Regions from separate parts of the Homo sapiens genome. Here region 2 is linked to region 1. A link is an interaction called in ENCODE POLR2A ChIA-PET data of the cell type or tissue named here. Cell type or tissue: OCI-LY7. All regions are shown on one strand. Each heading gives the region's core, and the rest is flanking DNA. Links, peaks and the distances in the headings are about the cores only. Region 1 holds the start of LOC105373602 (a long non-coding RNA gene). Region 2 has its middle 93 kb from the start of GYPC.

Evidence for each region. ChIA-PET counts read pairs that join two places held together with the same protein. Peaks named below come from ENCODE experiments on the same cell type or tissue, not always from the same donor. Only the 100,000 strongest peaks of a DNase experiment are listed, where the experiment ranks them.
Region 2: POLR2A ChIA-PET joins it to region 1 with 5 read pairs; 2 of 35 experiments call an interaction of 5 or more read pairs at or near these places.

The regions. Positions count from the first base shown.
Region 1 is chr2:126,632,741-126,635,663 of GRCh38, forward strand. LOC105373602 (a long non-coding RNA gene) reads right to left here and starts at 1,615. Exons shown (of 3, transcript XR_001739693.1): 1 at 1,520-1,615; 2 at 210-323. In OCI-LY7, for the core only: a CTCF peak has its summit at 1,722; a DNase peak (open chromatin) is centred at 1,741.
Region 2 is chr2:126,748,193-126,751,115 of GRCh38, forward strand. No RefSeq gene overlaps it. Among named protein-coding and RNA genes, the nearest start is that of GYPC, 93 kb to the left of the region's middle. In OCI-LY7, for the core only: CTCF peaks have their summits at 1,595 and 1,799; a DNase peak (open chromatin) is centred at 1,589.

The DNA.
Region 1 (2,923 bases), core at 224-2,723:
AGTGGGACTATTTTTCGTGACATTGTAATGGCAGGTACATGATATTATGCACTTGTCAAAACCCATAGACTATATAATACAAGGGGTGACCCTTCATATTGCTATGGACTTATAGTTCATAATAATGCATCTATATTGGTTTATCATAACAAATGTATCACATGAATGTTGGTAAGTCAGAGACCTCATCTAAATGCTGAGGCACTTACCAGAGCCCATCCTCTTTGCTGAGTTGTGAACTTCATTTTTCTCCCCAGCCTCAAAAGATTGTCATCATCTCTTCTCAGCTTTCTCAGCCACCATTTGTTTATGAGAAAATGCCTCTGGAGACAAAGTGATACCAAATGTCAGAACTACTTTTCTGTGCTTCTCCTTTCTATAGACTTTTAGCCCTTCAAGTCTTCCTGCCACATTAGTTCTTCTATAACCTCAAACTAATTTTCTTAATATTGTGGTCAAGTGTTTATAAATGTTCTTGGCTGCATGGTTGATGCCCTGTCCAATCCTAAAAATAAATGGAAGTAGTATAAAGAGTGAGATCAGTAGCGAATAGTCAAAAGACCATGACAGGAAGAAAATATTTGCATATGTAACAGTTAAATTGTTATACACAATATACAAATAACTACAGTAAATCAATCAGAATATAGAGAATCAACAAAAAAGAGAAGTGTGCAAAGAACCTAAACAGGTCATTCACAAACAAAGCACAAATAGGCTATATATGAATAGATCTAGTAGGTATGCAGGCTTGCTTTTCACAGGAAGGGGAGCATCACACACCGGGGACTGTTGTGGGGTGGGGGGAGCGGGGAGGGATAGCATTAGGAGATATACCTAATGCTAAATGACGAGTTAATGGGTGCAGCACACCAACAGGGCATATGTATACATATGTAACAAAACCTGCACGTTGTGCACATGTACCCTAAAACTTAAAGTATAATAATAATAAAATAAAATAAAAATAAAAATAAAAAATAAAAAAATAAAATACAAATTAAGCTAGCTATAAGATGCTATTTTTCATACATTGGATTTTTAATATTTTACAGATTAATACAATACTCTATTGACATGCGATGGTGAAATAAGGACTTTCATATTCTATGGAAGTGGGAGTGAAAATTGCCAATTAGCAAATATCTTTCTGTATTTCAAATTTATTACCCTTTCACTCAGCAATTTGATTTTTCAGAATTTGTTATTCAGAAATTTTCATAAAAGTACTCAAAGATACACTAGCTAATAAAAAAAAACTGTTGAGAGCCCACTATTTGTCAGACATTGTTCTTAGTGCTTTACATGAACAAACTCATACAATTCTCACGATGACATAGAGATGATAGATGTATGCCAGTCTGAATGGTAGTTGAGGGAGGAAACTAAGGCTAGAATTGAAATAGACTGAATTGCTATAAACTATAGAAGAGTTTACTGTTGTCTCAAACACTCATTAGTAGAGGTAAAATTAAAAGAACAGGAGAGAGAGAGATTGAGAGAGAATGGCTGAATGTACCAGGCTTGGTTTTGGCGGGTAGAAACAGATCAGAAAGTGTTGCCCAGATGTATCAAGGGGCTGTGACATGGAACCAGGTGGAGACGGCCACAGGGCTGAGCTGGTCGTGTCCCTAAAATGAAATAACCATGGGAGAAGATTTAATTGCTTCCATACCAAGTATTTTTAATCACCTGCCACTTCCCTGTGCTCCACAGCGCCGACTGCTGTGGGGTCTGAAGAAAAAGTACAAAACGGAGTCTCTTTACCTAAGATCTAGACATCTTTATAGGAACACCGTGGACTCCGTTCCAGTCTCCCAATGGAGCCCTGCCGAGGCATCCAGGAAACATCTATAGCACTGTGTGGGATTTACTGTAAAGTTATTATCTCCACTGCTTGACGCTATTCTTCCTGAAGGCAATTCTGCATCTGATTGACCTCTGTGTCCTCCACACTTAGCACAGTGTCGGGCACACGTGGACTGTAGGTGAATGGCTGTTGAATACATAAATGATTGGAACCACAGATGGATGAATAGATGAGTGGGTAGGTGTATAGGGAGATAAACAATAGTTCATATTTAGTATTAACCCTTTTCTTATTATATGTAGATGAGAGGGTTGCACTCAATGATGTCTAAATATCTACTATTCTGCAAATATTTCTATATTCTGATCTAGCTTATTACCATCCTTCAAGATTCCAGTTTGCGAAATTTATTTTCACCCTTCAAGCTGCATCAATATAGAGAGAACTATGATTTAAAATGGTACTGTTTTTCTTTAACTGCATTTTCTCCTTTCCAAGCAGAAAAGCCTTTCATACCTATTGTTTCATGTTTCTGAGAAAACAAACACTAACAGCTTCAGGACTGAATATCAAAATATCTGTCCACTGTCATATTTATTCTTATACCAAAAGAAAATCTATTTCATGTTTTTTTTTATTGTTGCCATGCACAATAAAATTCTGATGTTTCAGATGGTCATCATTTCCAACAATTCTTGACAAAGTCAGACACAGCTGAGTCAAGGCATCAAGCTGGCATAGTAAGAGCCATCCAAGCTTCCAGGAGCATGGCCCAAGCTGGAGAAACAGTGGCTTCCTGCACATGCTCTTCCTATGAGGGAGAGCTGGAGGGCAAGAGGCTGAACCTAGCCATCTAGCACATTCCAAACTGTGCTGGGATACACTCAGGTCATGTTCACTCACATTCCCCCAGCCAAAGCAAATCCCAGAGGACTAGGGTAAGGCAGTGCACTGGGCTCATGCTGGGGAAGGGAAGAGTAAATATTTGTTGCACAACAGTACAAGCTATCCCAGGGGACCATTCAGCAGTGAACCCTCAAGACTCCTGCTGCTTCCTCACAGTCTGCTGGAACTCTGCCTGCTTTGTTTCCATTGGTGACTTTACCACTAATA
Region 2 (2,923 bases), core at 198-2,697, 120 kb after region 1:
GACATCCCAACATACGTGGGCTGCTCACTATCCTCCAAAAGTCAAAGCCTGGCCATCTTGGCCCATCTCTGGAGCCAGCAGACGGGGCACATCTGGGCACCCCAGGGCTTCCCCAGCCTCCTCGACTTGAAACTGTGGTGCTGTCATGGTAGCCTGGGCTGCTTGTCCCTTCAGATCCCACAGACAGCTCCTCAGGCTGGAGGGGACACACCTTCATTCAGGGCATCACTCAGCTTGGCTGTCACAGGCCCAAATGCACCTGGGGGTCCCCCTGTGATGGATGTAGGGCTCACCAGTAGCCTCTTTTCCCTGCACCCGCCTTCCCCTCTTGTGGCTGCTCTTCCCCAGCCTTTGTGCTTGGGCTCCTGAAGAGAGGGTAGGCAGTGGGGACTTTCCAGCTCTTAATCAAAATGTTTGCTTTTCTGTTTAACTGTGATTCTCCTGGGTATAGCTCTGCTGGCTGGAGCCAAGAGAGGAGTAAGTAGAAGGAAATAAAACCAAGCTGAATCCCTAGCAAGGGATCTTCTCCCTTTCCAGCAAAGAGGGTCCTCTGCTCTGATCCAAGTGTGCCTCATTCAACTAGAACATCTTCTCATCCTTCTCTCCTCTCTCTCTCTCTCACCTCCCCCACAACCCACCACACACACACACACACACACACACACACACACACACTCAGTGAGGGGCTTCAGTGGGTTATAATATCAACCTCCAGTGCCTTTCACCAAAGCCCTGATGAGAAACTAAAACAGAGATTCTGAGAACACCACGTGGGTCCACAGCCGTGCTCACTCTGGGTGGTGGTCTCTCAGTCACCCGCTCCTCAGCTCACTCAGGTCACAGAGCTTCCTCAGTAGCCAGCCTTTAGAGAGCAGTTGGCTTTTCAGAGGGTGTGCTGTCCTGCAGGCTGCATGTGCTGTGTGGCCAGCAGCTCCACAGTGGGCGAGGCTGGTTCCCGAGGCTGCGCGACCTGTCCTCCTGCAGAGGTTCACTCTAAGAGCCCATCAGTACCATCTGCATTTTCTCTACTTTTGTCAGAACAGGAACTTTTTAAACCCCAACTGATCACACAAGTCACCTCCAGGTTGCACTATGAAAACATAGACCCCTTTATGCTTCCTGATAACCACCATTGGACATCCCCTCTGACCACACACAACAGAGGAGTACTCTATAATTACTTCCTGCTTCACAGATAAATCTACACCGAGATTTCCCATTGTAATAGAAATACTTCTACGCACTATCTTTTCTCCTCCTCTATTGAAAATGCATAGAGGTTATGCTCCTCTTCTGATAGATTAGAAAGGTGAGAAATCAAGAAGTAAATTGGCCGACCAGAGAGTCTCAGTGTCTCCATCTTTAAAATGGGACTAATATCACCAACCCAAAGGGGTCCATGTGGGTTAATGGTGTAGGGAGAACAGCTACCACCATGGCCAGCAGGTAGTGAGTGCTCAGAATCATATCCCAGCTGTTACCTGCATGGTCATCAGAGACACAGAAGCAGAGGCAGAAGCTTTGACTTTCCCCTGGGCCACGTTAACATCCAAGCCTCTCCATCAGTGTTCTAAACACAGTGGATGCTGACCCCTAGGGGGTGTCTGGGAACTCTGTGGGGTGTTTGGGATTATCAGTATGATGGGTGGTACTTCTGCAGTACCTGGAAGAGTCCCAAACTCACTTCTGAATGTGCTGCTGGACATTTGTGTAGATGATAGGCCTGTTTATTATTTGAACTTTGTGTCATTTTACATATAAAAACAAAGTATATTCACCTAGTTTCACATACACTGAATCAAATGCAACAATTATGTGAATCAAGGGAAGAATTACTCCTTTACCAAGTATTGCTCTTCTTTTGGAAAAACCCTATCACAATGGCAATGCCTTTCCAAGAATTTGAGTCATCTCCAGCCCCAAACACCTGGACACACCTGCATCTGTGGCTGTCACTGCAGTCCCACAAGGGAGTACCTTCCATGTATAAGTACTTCTGCAGCTCTTATTTCAAAATGTCAAATGTAAAGAAAAACCTTTAATAAATTTTTTGTCCTTCTCTTCATACACATTTATTCATTTTAAGTACATGCAAACATTTGATTACATTATTACATTTGCTAGGAAAGCCAGACCTGAGCAATTACAATATATTGTATTTTACTATAGATTGCTTTGCTTTTATTTCTCCTTTCTACTATAATTATGCTCAGGGCTTCACTGTCTTTTTATACAATTATGTGTACAGGTAAGTTGTACTATCTATATTTCATTACTATATAATAAAGAGAATGTTACATAATATTTGATACAAAGCGGGTATTGGATCTGTTGGTCTTGAGAAGCACAATTCTATATTACTTAATGCCCCCAAGTATTCTGCTCTGCAAGAAAGCTCTTTTAGTAAAGGAAGAATGGGATTTGATTGCGATGAAGCATAAACTAACTTGGGGCTGAGGAGGTAATGTGAGCTAGACACACATTAAATATTTAGCTGGATTAGAACAACTGAGTCAGCATAAACCTCAGGCCTTAACACAGGTGTCTGATGAGATCACATTTCCGTCAGCCAGATGCCAGGGTGTCAGATCTCAAGCAGAAGGGAGACCGTTTAACAAGATTTTGGTTTCTCATTAAAGCTGAATATTGAACCACTTTCAGAAAGGGTAAACTACCTTTTCATTATTAGGAATAAAAGAATATTATTTTCTTTTAGCCACTCTCCCTACGCAATTAACCCACATGGACCCCCTCAGTTTGGTGATATTAGTCCCATTTTAAAGATGGAGACACTGAGACTCTCTGGTTGGCCAATTTGCTTAACTTCTTGATTTCTTGCTTTTCTAATCTATAAGAAGAGGAGTATAACCTCTATGCATTTTCAATAGAGGAGGGAAAAAGATAGTGAATGGAAGTATTTCCA